Regions from separate parts of the Homo sapiens genome. Here region 2 is linked to region 1. The links are chromatin contacts, found by Hi-C in ENCODE. All regions are on one chromosome and are shown on one strand. The core of a region is the stretch at or near the end of the contact, and the rest is flanking DNA. Distances in the headings are between cores, read along the strand shown.

Region 1 (6,228 bases), core at 1,766-4,265:
AGCCTGGAATAGCTTGTTGAATCAGAAAGCAAGGAAGTAGTCATGACATCAGAAAACAGGAGCTGGCTTGAAACGGCTCCCATTGGCCAAACCGAGGACTCTTCATATTAAATTTTTATGAGGAACACAAAATAACTGATATTGACAGTTTACATTTCAAGCAAGTAGAGAAAAAAATTAAAAACTGAAAATCTAATCCAACTAAATAACAAAGAGGCAGGAATTAAAACATGAGTAGGCAATTTAGGAGCAATGTTGATTAAAAGGGAGGATACCAGAATTCTTCGAACACACAAGAAATCATAGTAAATGTGAGTAGATACTCACTTATGAAAAGGTGGTGAAACTTAAATTGTATTTTAAAAAGAAGGAAGAAAAGGGAAAGGAGAAAACAAACATCTGAAATAGAATTTTACGTCAGAACATGGTATAATTTCCTTCCCATATGCTGAGTGTTTGCGCATGAAATATTTATTGCACTGACATGACCCTCAGTATGCCCAACAATAAATGAAGGGTAATATTTATATCTGCCATAGGAAGTAAAAATGCATAGTAAATGAAATGGTACAGGTGAAAGTAGCAAACTGTGCAAACATTAATTATCATTATTCTATCTAGAGTTACTACTACTTTGTTACTTAACTATTTATGGCTCTCTAATAGCAAAATACTTAACTTTTGCTTTTCTTAAGTGATTTAAGACAGCCCTGAGGTAAAGAAGACAAAAGAATAAATATGCATCCCATTTGCTCTCCTATTTTACTTCAGGAAAAGATAAAATTAATAGGCCAGTCATCATGATGAGCAAAGAAGTCTGATACGCATTCATCCATAGTGAACGTGGACAGGAGCCATAGGAATCTGGATGTGGCTTTTGGCTTAGTAGTTAGCTTGCTATTTTTGGAAAGAGAGAAAGAGTAAGAGAGACAGTTGGGGACAAGGAGGTGAAAGGCTGTGTAGTACATTTCTAAACAATAGCTTTAAAATGTTATGATCTTATCATAAGGGGATCATAAGAGGATAATTGATGCTTTTGAAAAAATGAGATAGAATAGCCAAAAGATTGTTTTGTCCCAATCAGAAAGTATAAAAGATAGAGAAGACAAGTCTCTAATCAGAGGGAAGAATGAAACTTACTCAAAGTAAAATAGTAAATTTTATGAATATATACATAAGTTTACAGAAAAAAATACCAGAAAAGTGACTTCAAGAATCAGCTGAGATAGAAACATATGCCCATCATCTTCAAAGTACGCACTGACACTTATCCCCTAGACAGCCATTTCTTTTTGAATGATGACAATAAAAATGATTTGAAATTGGGAATAAAGCCCTCCCTCTAATGATTTGACAGTGTTAGACCTTGCCTAGGGCAAGCCTAAGGAAAAAGACAAAGAAACACAATGAATTCAGAGTGCCAGAATTTATCAAAGTCAAAATAGTATCTTCTTAAAAATGTAAGTAAGGCTTAAAAGATGATATAATAGAAATGAACATCTAATCTGACCAAGTGGGGAATTAAGGGGGAGGTATGGAATCTGTGAATGCATATTTCTTCCAGGATAGAGCACACCAGTGAAGGTGTCAAAAGATACTTTGAAATCTAAAATTAAGGCAATAACTGTAAAATGAAATTTAAGACATTGGTTTATGAGTCTTTATAAAATCTAGGAAAATCATGAAATCAAATCAATTAAAAAGGCCCTTAGATGCTGCTGCATTGCACATTTTAAATACAGACTGCCATTAAAGCCATTCTAATTAGACAGATAGTGTCACTTTTTTCAAGTTTATTTGTTATGTACTTGTTTCATCTATAATGACCTTTTCCCTCTGATTATTCTGAGAAAAGAAAAAAAAATATTCAAAGTGAATGAGTTGCTAACTGATAAATTGCAAAGGAAAAACGTGGCTTCTTGTTGCAATCAATTAATCCATATTTTGAGCACTTATGACATGGTAGATTATATAGTTTGGCTCTGTGTCCCCACCCAAACATCATCTCAAATTGTAATCCCCATAATCCCCATGTGTTGAGGGAGAGACCTGGTGGGCAGGTGGTGATTGGATCATGGGGGCAGTTCCCCCATGCTATTTTCATGATACTGAGTGAGTTCTCATGAGATCTGATGGTCTTATAAGCAGCTCTTCTCCCTTTACTCATTTGCTGTCTCTCTCTCTCACCTGCTACCATGTAAGACGTGCCTTTGCTCCTCTCTCACCTTCCTCCGCAATTGTAAGTTTCCTGAGGCTTCTCCAACAGTGTGAAATTCTGAGTCAATTAAACCTCTTTTCTTTATAAATTACCCAGTCTCAGGTATTTATTTATAATACAGTGTGAAAACGGACTAACACAGTAGACTTGCAAGAGTCCTGCGGTTCACAAAACCAAGAAGTCCAGAGCTCCAGATCATGGGTACGTAACAATCTGGACTGTTGAGTAAAAGAATAATAGCAGTAAGGCTATTGTTCTAGACCAAAATCTAGCCATTACGAGAACATGTTGCTTGGAGATGAGATTAAATAACTGATAGAACACAGAGGAGGAGGAAGGGTACATCCCAGTTTGCCATGTGCCATGAAAACTTCGGAGAAGTGAAGATCAATTACGACTGATGAGATAATTTAATGCAAAGAGCCAGGTAAAACGTCTGCAAGCATTTTAAAACTGTGTATGCGGGACACCAAAGAAGAAATAATGTCCTTTTGAATAAGCAATTAGAGAAATGCATTAACAACTAATGAAGGAGTGAATTATTTTGTGCGAGCTCAGATGTTTTTTAAGCTACCTTTGGTGGTTTTCATCCACCTCCGCATTTAATCTCATCTCAGGGTACCAAGTGTGTTTCTGTGCTCCTCCCCTGGCTTTATCTGAGAGGACAAGTGGGCCTGGTTCATCCAGATCTGAACTCCCCTTTTTGCACTAATCCCAAACCCAGTAGCAACAAAAATGCTTTCTTTTTGACCAGATGGAAATCCGAGGCTAGCCTAGGACATGACATGCATTTTAATCCAATGACTCAGCATAGGAGGACTGGATCAACCCAACTCTAGTGAAACCAGGTCTCTCTTTCCTGCTGTATACATTGGGAGGGTGATCAAAATCTGTCCACCTTATTTTAAATCAGCTGTGGGTCACCACCACACTGTTTCCATGAGGTCATTTCTTGTTCATCATCCACTAAGGCGTTTGCCACGAGCAGCAGTAAAAAGCACAAAGGACAGAAAGCCCTCGAAAGGAGAAAATGAAATGCAACACAGCCAGCTCACATACTTTCCATGCCACAATCCCCACCACCTAACATTCCGTTCTCGTCGATGAGGAAACAATAGAATGTACAGCCCTGTCACTGTCGCTATTAATAACTTGGAGGGCTTCCAGAACCACACGGGTTCAGGGGAATATGCTGTCCTTAGCAGTCACATCAATGCTTAGGTATCTCTTCATGAGACTGTGCCTCTGTGTCTCCTGCCTGCCATGTGTGAAAGTTCTAATTTTCAAGTCACACATAAGCCCTGATTAGTGGTGATAAGGCAATAAGGAGGACCGGTTTTTTTGAGACTATGAAACCACAAAGAACTCTGAGTTCCAAAACACTCTATTAGCACTTTCCAGTCCTATTTTAGAAAACCAATGGGAAAAATGTAAAATGGAGTGGGCTGGGAAATTTTTTCATCAAAGTATAATTGTAATTTTAAGTAGGAGTTTTGTATTTAAAGCCCTTAATGGCAAGCGTGATTAAGAGAAGCTTGGCTTCACTGTTTACAGCAAACCTTGATTAAATACAAACAAGCAAATGAAACAAAAAAGAAAAGAAAAATGAAAAGAAAAAAATCTTTCTGGAGTGTCCTGGGGTCCTTAGCCAGGAGAATTATCTTGGAGGGGAAAAAAAAAATCCATGGAGTCAGCCATCTGTCTCTATCCCCTTCCTTCCTATTTTCTTCAATTCTTTGTCCATCTGTATGATTTGCCTACACTGGTCTGTCTTTTGAATTTCAGCTTTTCAAAAAGCAGATACCACACCAGCTTATTTTATTTTCAGCATCTATCACTGCAGGCTTTATTAAATGTTAAGGAATAATAAGACCTATTATTGCACTGCGACTCCCTGGGATTTTTTGTAAGTCAGTAAGGCCCAGTGTCATGTGTTTGCATTTTCTCTGGGCTGTAGATGCCAGGAGACCAGGACCATTAAAAGAGGAGGGAGAGAAAGGGAAGGTTGGCGGGTTATTATGCACTCTTGGGGGTTTCTTTCCTACAACGCTTTCCCCTGCTCCCTTCTGTTCCCGCTTCTATAAAAGGAGTAAGCACACAACAACCGTCATATAAACCAACATCAGAAAAGCAAAAAGAATTCATCTGTCAAGAAGAAAGAGAAAATCTGTTACGGTTACGAATGGTTATAGCAAAGTGAGTAAGGAGAAGAATGTTGGCAATAAATGGGAACTTATTTTATTGCAGAGGGTCCAGCTCTGTGCTAAGGGAAAATCTGCAAAGTCTTAAAGAAGCAGAAGCATGATGGAGTGAGTAGGTAACACTTACCTGACAGCCTAACACATGGCAGGTGGTATTTGGGGAATGAGTCTGTAGACGGGCAAGGCTACGGAGAGCAAACTCAATGTCGCCACATGGATTGGAGAAGGGTCTGTGGGAAAGTTCACTCTCATGGAAAACAGTTCTTATAATTATGAAATAGTTTCATTGTTCTGATTGAAATTGAGCTGAGTTTACTGCCTCCCCCTTCTCATTTTCTTTCTTCATCTTTCTCCCACTTCTCTTCCTCCGTTCCCTTCCCTTTCTTCTTCTTCCTAACTGCCCATACAAGTAGCCATCGTCTGCTGCATAATATCATTAATTCAAAATGATCTTTCTTATTTCAAATAGGAAATGTCACTTTGAATTAATGTGAACTATGTCTCCTATCATCCTTTTTACCTGACAATAATATAAGGCCATGTGTGACTCTCTTTATTTTCTTATGTTCATGGATTTTAAATAAATTCTTTTCTCTCTTAGAAAACCATCTATTGGAGGGTGGTATCAGGTTCTCCCTAGTTTTGCACTTTGCTTCTTACCACCTCTTCCTCACCTATATTTGATTTTGTTTACTATTTAAAAACAATTTGACTGTCTCCTTCTCTGGTGATTTTCCAACACATATCTTTTCCCCACCTCTAGACCATGTGAGGTACATCAATATGTATCAATTATTGCACTTAGCATGTGAGATTACAATCTATTCATTTGTTTTGTATTTTGGTGAGTGGAGGTGTTGTAACACTGGATTATACAATCAAGATGGAGGGGCATTTTTAAGAAAAGGAATACAAAATTGTTAATGCAAAATTTGATATATGACAGAGATTTCTGCTTCTCTCCAAGATGGAGTAGAAAGACTGGATTTATCCTCTTGCATGAATTTAAAAAAATGACAAAATATATACAACAAAGGTTTTCAAGACACAGGATATGAGGCATCTGTCCTTGCGAGAGAGAAAACAAATGAAATAAGCTCCAAAGACTTGTCCAGGTTCCGGCCTTGAGAATTTTACAAACCACAGATCAGGAAAGGGGAGCTGAGGTGTGTACTGGTGGTCCCTCTGAGTTGAGTAGGAGGAGCTGGAAGACCACAGTGACTACAGTTCACAGGAGAGGGCTGCAAGGAGGGGGCTCTTCAGGGTTGCAGAGGGCACCCTGGGGTCCTCAGATGATTAAGGACATGTTTCTGCATGTGAGAAAGCCACCCAAGGCTGGGAAATAATCACCCAAAGGATTAGTGGTAACATTATCTGACACTCACAAAGGTCAGAGAACAATGCCTCTTCCCTTGAGCTAGACTTGACAATGTCCTGATTCTCAGGGCACTGGGTAGAGTGCATAGAAGTGTCTTGTCTGAGTGAAGGGGGATAATTAGCCTAAACTGAGGACTACTCCAACCCCTCCCAACAATTCTTAACAGGAAGAATCAGTTTCCTAGATAATTAACTGTATACTAGAACCAAAATGAAGAATATTTATATAAATACACAAGTTTATAGCACCCAAAAAGATATAATTCATAATGTCTGACAATCAATCAAAAATTACCATGCAGAAAATATAATCATTAAAGAATAGAAAAATCAGTCAACTGATACTGATCCAGAAATGACACAGATGTAAGAATTAGCAGGCAAGAATATTAATACAGTTATTATAACTATACATTCAAAAAGTTAAGCAGA
Region 2 (6,135 bases), core at 703-3,202, 210 kb after region 1:
AAGTAAATCTTCAGTGGACATACATATAGCTCTATAGCTGTATCTCTACAGACACCTCAAATAATTTTCTTTATCTATTGAAAGTAATAATGCTGAGTCAAGATGTACAGTTTTTGAAATTTGTCTCCTATTTGTGCTAGTCTTTCAGTTATACCCTGGCTTGCTTCAACAGTAAATAGGCAATTTTTAATAATTACTTTCTAATTATAATGAAAATAAATACATGTAAACTGTACATTTTTTCCCAAGGAGTAAAGCAGAACTATAATGAAACAGAAATTTTTCTTCTGGATCAATACTCATCATCTTTAGAAAGAAAAAAAATTAATAGTTTTCTTCTGTATGTTTCAAAATTTTCTAGTTCTAAACATTCAAATGTGCAGTTTTTCTGCTTTTTTTTCATACAAATGGAAATATATTTTTGCATTCTTGTGCAATTTTTAAAAAGTAACAAAATATACTGAATAAATTTTTATATTAGCACAAATGTAGCTATCACATTTTAAAAAAACCTATAAATTATTCTTTCTACATGCACCATAATTTAATTAATAAGTTTCCCATTGATATGGTTTGGTTGTGTCCCCACTGAAATCTCATATTGAATTCCCATTTGTTGTGGGAGGGACCCAGCATGAGGTAATTGAATCATGGGGTCAGGTCTTTCCCAACTGTTCTCATGATAGTGAATAAGTCTCACAAGATCTGATGGTTTTAAAAACGGGAGTTTCCCTGCACAAGCTCTCATTCTTTCTTGCCGCCACCATGTAAGAAGTGCCTTTTACCTTCTGCCATGATTGTGAGACCTCCCCAGCCACGTGGAACTGTAAGTCCATTACACCTATTGTTCTTCCCACTCTTGGGCATGTCTTTGTCAGCAGCATGAAAACAGATTAGTACACCTATTGATGGACATTTATGCTGTTTTCAGTTTCTTTCAGTATTTTAAATAATGCTACAAGGAAAATTCGGTGCAGGCCTTCATGTAGACATAGTAATATACCTGTAAGGTAAATTTCCCAAAGTAAAATTGGAAGACCAAAGTAAATATGCATTGCATTTTGACAGACATTGGAAAAATGCTCTCCAAAGAGATTCCACCAACTTACACTCACACCAACAGCAAATGAGACCATCTGTTGGCCCACATCCTGTGCACAGTGTGAAAGATCAACTTTCCAATCTTTGCCAATCTGATAGGTTTTAAAAAATAGCATCTCATTTCGATTTGTGATTTAATTATGCATGAGATTATGCTTCTTTCTTTTTCTTCATATTGGTGTATGTTTGAACTGCTTATTCGTATCCTTTAAATAATAAACTGTAGTGGGGTCAAGCTGGGCCTGGTAGCTACTGCTGATGCTATTGAATTATGGTGAGTTAATCTAAGCAAGAAGCTCATGGGCCATGTAATTCACCCCAAGAAATGTTTCTGAAGTTGTACGGGTTTTTTTGGCATTGATTACAGGTTTAACGACTTTTACTCTCAAAATGCTTAATTCACATTACATATGTGTGTATGTTTGATTACACCAATGTTTCTGCATACTACTGCAAAATACTCTTTAAAATCTGGGGTCACATCCTGTTTCACAGATCTGATAATGAGTAAAGCCAAACTCTTAGCTCATGTTTGGGTATCTGGCCTCCATTAAGCTGCTGTCTCTATTACCACATAGTCCATTCAACATTCTCTCAATGTCTTGGAGGTGTTAGGGCAGAGGCTGGCACTGTACGTATTAATAAGATGTCCGGCTTAGTGACAGGAGGTCTTGTTTATTATAATGAACAAATGAAGGTGTTTCAAGTATATTTATGTGGCTGCTTAAGAGCCAACCTCCACTGCTGTGAGACTTAGTAAGAGGTGGCTACCAAGGACCTGCTCCTGCAAGCCTGTTCCCAGGCTCCCCCAAGCATGGCTCTGGGACACGGTGAGAGCTTTCTGTGAGCTTGTGTGAGACTCAGTCCCAGACAGAGGCTGCCTCCCACTTCTCAGCTGAATCCTGGGCTTTGGAAACCCTATTGTGTGCCAATATAATCAACCTACACATGATGTCACAAGACAGAGAAAACACTATAAATGGTATCCAAGTTCATGGCACTGAGTCTCCAAGGGCTGTGAGAGAAAAGGTTGGTAATGCTGGCATGATTGCTTGGCTGAAAGAAGGGCCATGGCAGGAAAGATGTAACTGAACTGAAGATGCAGCCACTGCTTCAACGTAAGACCTCACCTCGTTAATTTGGGTGATCAGAAAAGCAGACATTACCTCCTCCTGTCAATCGCCTTATTTTGGTGAATTCTTAAATAGCCTCTTAGCCACTGTTGTGACTCAATAATTGTGACCTTCTAACAGTTACCATGGAAAGAATTCCTAGATTATAAATAATGACAATGTGAGTTTCCTAGTTACCAAGTGTATTTATAAAATGAATTCCAAAGGTACATGACATTTAATTCCAGCCTATTTTTAGACACTAAAGGATAATAAAGGAAAATACTTTTTTTCCAGAAGAGGAAGAATTGTAACATTTTTCCAAATCTAGTTATAGAGCAGCACATCTATATGACTATAAGGAAAAAAAGGGGGGTTTTAGTAATATACTGTCCTTGGCAATTTAAAGGGAGCATTTACAATAATACAGATTTCACAATTAAATGGAGTCTCCAAAATCATGTATAGAATTTGATCTATACAAATTATCTTGGAAATAAAAAGATATAGTGTCCTTTAATAATTTTTTAAACACATAAATTGGGAAGACTTTTATGCCTTCTACTTTACAAAGTATTTCTTATTAAAGGAAATCATTATGTTTCATAAAGAACTCTTTCTTATTTTTTTTAATAGACATGATAGGGTCTTGCTGTGTTGGCAAGGTTAGTCTTGAACTCCTGGTCTCAAGCGATCCTCCCATCTTGGCCTCCCAAAGTGCTGGAATTACAGGACTGAGCCACTGTCCCTGGCCCTTCATAAAGAACTCTCGGAAGCACAAGTTTACCTAGTCAAAGAGTTACAATCCAAGAAAGAGGAGTGAAGATTCTGAAGGAATACATTACAAAAAAGAAAAGCTACTAAATGGTGTCTAAATCACATTTTAGTGTGCTGCAGAAATGACAGTTCAAAAAAAATTAGAGCAATGGAAATACAATAATTTTTATGTCCTGTCTAGTATTTTGTCTTTTCCAAACACTGTTCCAGGAGATACTTCAAAGAAGTTGATGTATAATGTTTCTTAGACTTGCATGCAATGGTCTCATAATTGAAACATTTTCTTCTTTCTGAATCTTGAATCAAATCCTATCTCTTGTCCATACTCTGAAACATGAAATTTGAGAATGGCTATGGTCCCTTTCTCCATCTTGAAAGCCAGCAACAGCAAATGGAGTCCTCCTCACATTGCTTAATTCACATTCTGTGATCACATCACCGTGACCTCTTCCATCCCAAGTCTCCCCCAGACTCTCACCTCCTGCCTTCTTCTCCCTCCGATGATGACCCTTGTGGTGACCTTGGTTCCACCTGGATAACCGAGGATACTCTCTCCATCTCAAGATCTTTAGCTTTTAACTTAATCACATCAGTAAAATCCATTTGCCACTAAGGTAGAACATACACAAGTTCTGGAGATCAGGATGTGGACCTCTTTGGAGAGGGGGACCATTATTCTGCCTGCCACAAGCATTTGTTTATTCTCTCAAAAATATTTCTTGAATATCTACTATATTCTTGATACAGTGCTGAACAGATGATTAGAAGGAGAATGGAGGGTTACCAGGGTATCTATGCATAAGTCTAGTAAAGGAATCAAAGGACTGGTGTTTGGGGCCTAGCATTTTCCCTTCTAATGCTTTTTCTATGTGTTACTCATTTTCTTCTTTCTTTTCTTCCAAATCTATAGGAAATCACAGTGTTATGAAATTAAAAGGTATTTTTGACTAAATATAATAATCACATTAATTAGTTTAGTTAATAGCAGGCAACTCATTATCCAAATTACAGCTCAATGTACTAGAAACAAATTAATACAAATTTTGTAATGATGCTAGTTGCAGGTCAATTTTAGTTCCAGAAAGAAGCCATGACTAGCAATTACATGCCTTCCTTTCTTTTCAAAGCTGTCATCTTTGAAGCATCCTCAAATGTTTGAAATAGAACTGGGTCAGATCTAGAAGCTAAAGTTTAGTGAAAAGACCATCATCATCAAATTCTGAGAATGCAAGGGAAATCAAGTCAATTATCAGCATCCCTGTAGATTTCAAGGTCATTAGAAACAGCAATGATCCTTACATGTCAGGGCAAAGACATAGCAGATTCCAGAAATGCTCAGAATATTCGACAAAATTCTGCCAGTGCCACCCCAGACTACAGCAGACTACAAAAGCCAATGCCTTTGCAACAAACAGGAAGGGGACATGGAGGAAGAGAGAATGGAAATTTGCAGCAGACAGCTGGGATCCCACACAGCAGTAGTGGCCATGGGAACTTGTACCAATGCCTTCATTGTGGTGCTGAATTTTTTGTTAAATGAAGGTTTTGAGCTGTTATCAATCACCTCTAAGATTTTTTTTTCATTTAAAAAGTATATGTCTTTGTCTGCAGTTCTCAAGTAATTTGATCTCAGGATCCCTTTACCTTCTTAAAAAATTATTGAGGACTCCACAAAGCTTTTGTTCATGTAGGCTATATCTACTGACATTTATTGTATTAGAAATTAGGGCTTAGAAAAAAATTTTAAATAGTTATTAACTTATTTACAGTTGATAACAAACCCATCACATGGTAACACAAATAACATATTTATTAAGAAATAACTCAAAACCAAAAACATTTACAACAGAATGGCATTGTCTGATAGCGAGGGAAATTCAGCCAGATATCGGGCAACTTCCAAAATCGCTTAGATGTCTGGCTGAATAGAAGAAAGCTGAATTCTTAGACCTGATTCTATATTTCATGTGTTTTGCTATCACAAGTCATACAGTCTTGGGAAGCTCCATCTGTGCTCTCATGAGACAAAGAAAGTGAAAAGGCAAATGACGCCTCAATATTATTATGGAAGTAGTTCTGAACTCTCAAAATCCCTAACAGGATCTTGGGGTTCCCCTCAGTATGTTCTACCATCAGGATTTAGTGGTGCCTCCCCACCGGGGGAGTGATCTGTGGGGTCTTCTGGAGTCTTCTGAAGTGGGAATGATTCAAATCCAGCTCATTGGTCTATACTGTTGGTTCTCATTCCTGCTATGAAAGCCATAGCTCAACAGTCTAATAAGTTCTTCAAGGTCAAGAAGAACCCAGGTCCTATCCCTACTGTTGCATTTCTTTCTTGCACTTTTCACTATACCTCATAGTACCAGGTAACTGACATGATTTCAAGCATCACAGGCATGACAATCATTATCTTTGACTTCCTTTAGGGATTTTTGTAAGAGCAAAGAAATATTTCCCAAATCTCCCAGCAAACCTGTTCTGTAACAGGTAACTAGTAACAATTGGACCATGTGCCTTTACCTAAACCCAATTCTAAAGAGGAGAATCAGCCTCCAGGATGGACTTAAGCTAAGGCAGGCTCACCCAACAACTGCAGCTGGACCCTGGTTGCCCTAAAGCTGTGGCTACATGAAAGAGAACTTTTACTTTCTTTGTAGAACTGGCTGTGGCTAAAAGGCAGGCAACCCACAGTTTCTGGCACAAAGGATTTCATAAGTTATAATATAGATAAGAAACAACTGAAAGAATACTTTAGCCCCTTAGAAAAAGATGAGTTGATCCTTTCATCACACCAACTTCTCTGTCTAGATGATTAAAGGTGGCCTCCTTTGTACTTGAATGGCACAACATCCACCAGAATTTAGGGTTATTCATTTTTATGCCTGCATACTGTTCCATAGTGTATATATACATTTTCTTTATCCAGTCTATTACTGATGGGCATTTGGGTTGGTTCCATGACTTTGCTATTGTAAACAGTGCTGCAATAAACATACATGTGCATGTGTCTTTATAGTAGAATGAATTATATGCCTTTGGGTATATACCCAGTAATGGGATTGCTGGGTCAAATGGTATTTCTGGTTCTAGATCCTTGAGGAATTGCCATGCTGTTTTCCACAATGGTTGAACTAATTCACATTCC

What was found. A loop is a pair of places that touch in the nucleus more often than their neighbours do. Pooled maps may share reads with other maps.
Region 2: a map of ascending aorta shows a loop between it and region 1 (1.9-fold over the local background). The contact joins two enhancer-like sites. A Hi-C loop is called at or near these places in 3 of 168 maps with a recorded cell type or tissue (aorta, ascending aorta and chondrocyte) and 3 of 50 pooled maps.

The regions. Positions count from the first base shown.
Region 1 is chr13:109,240,481-109,246,708 of GRCh38, forward strand. No RefSeq gene overlaps it. Among named protein-coding and RNA genes, the nearest start is that of LINC03061, 22 kb to the right of the region's middle. Within about 2 kb of position 3,016, at least 12 of the 41 ENCODE cell types and tissues checked have a DNase peak (open chromatin) inside an H3K27ac peak, as active enhancers do; they include ascending aorta, where a contact is called at or near this core.
Region 2 is chr13:109,452,364-109,458,498 of GRCh38, forward strand. No RefSeq gene overlaps it. Among named protein-coding and RNA genes, the nearest start is that of LINC00399, 55 kb to the left of the region's middle. RefSeq lists an enhancer at 2,290-2,565. Within about 2 kb of position 1,953, at least 2 of the 41 ENCODE cell types and tissues checked have a DNase peak (open chromatin) inside an H3K27ac peak, as active enhancers do; they include ascending aorta, where a contact is called at or near this core.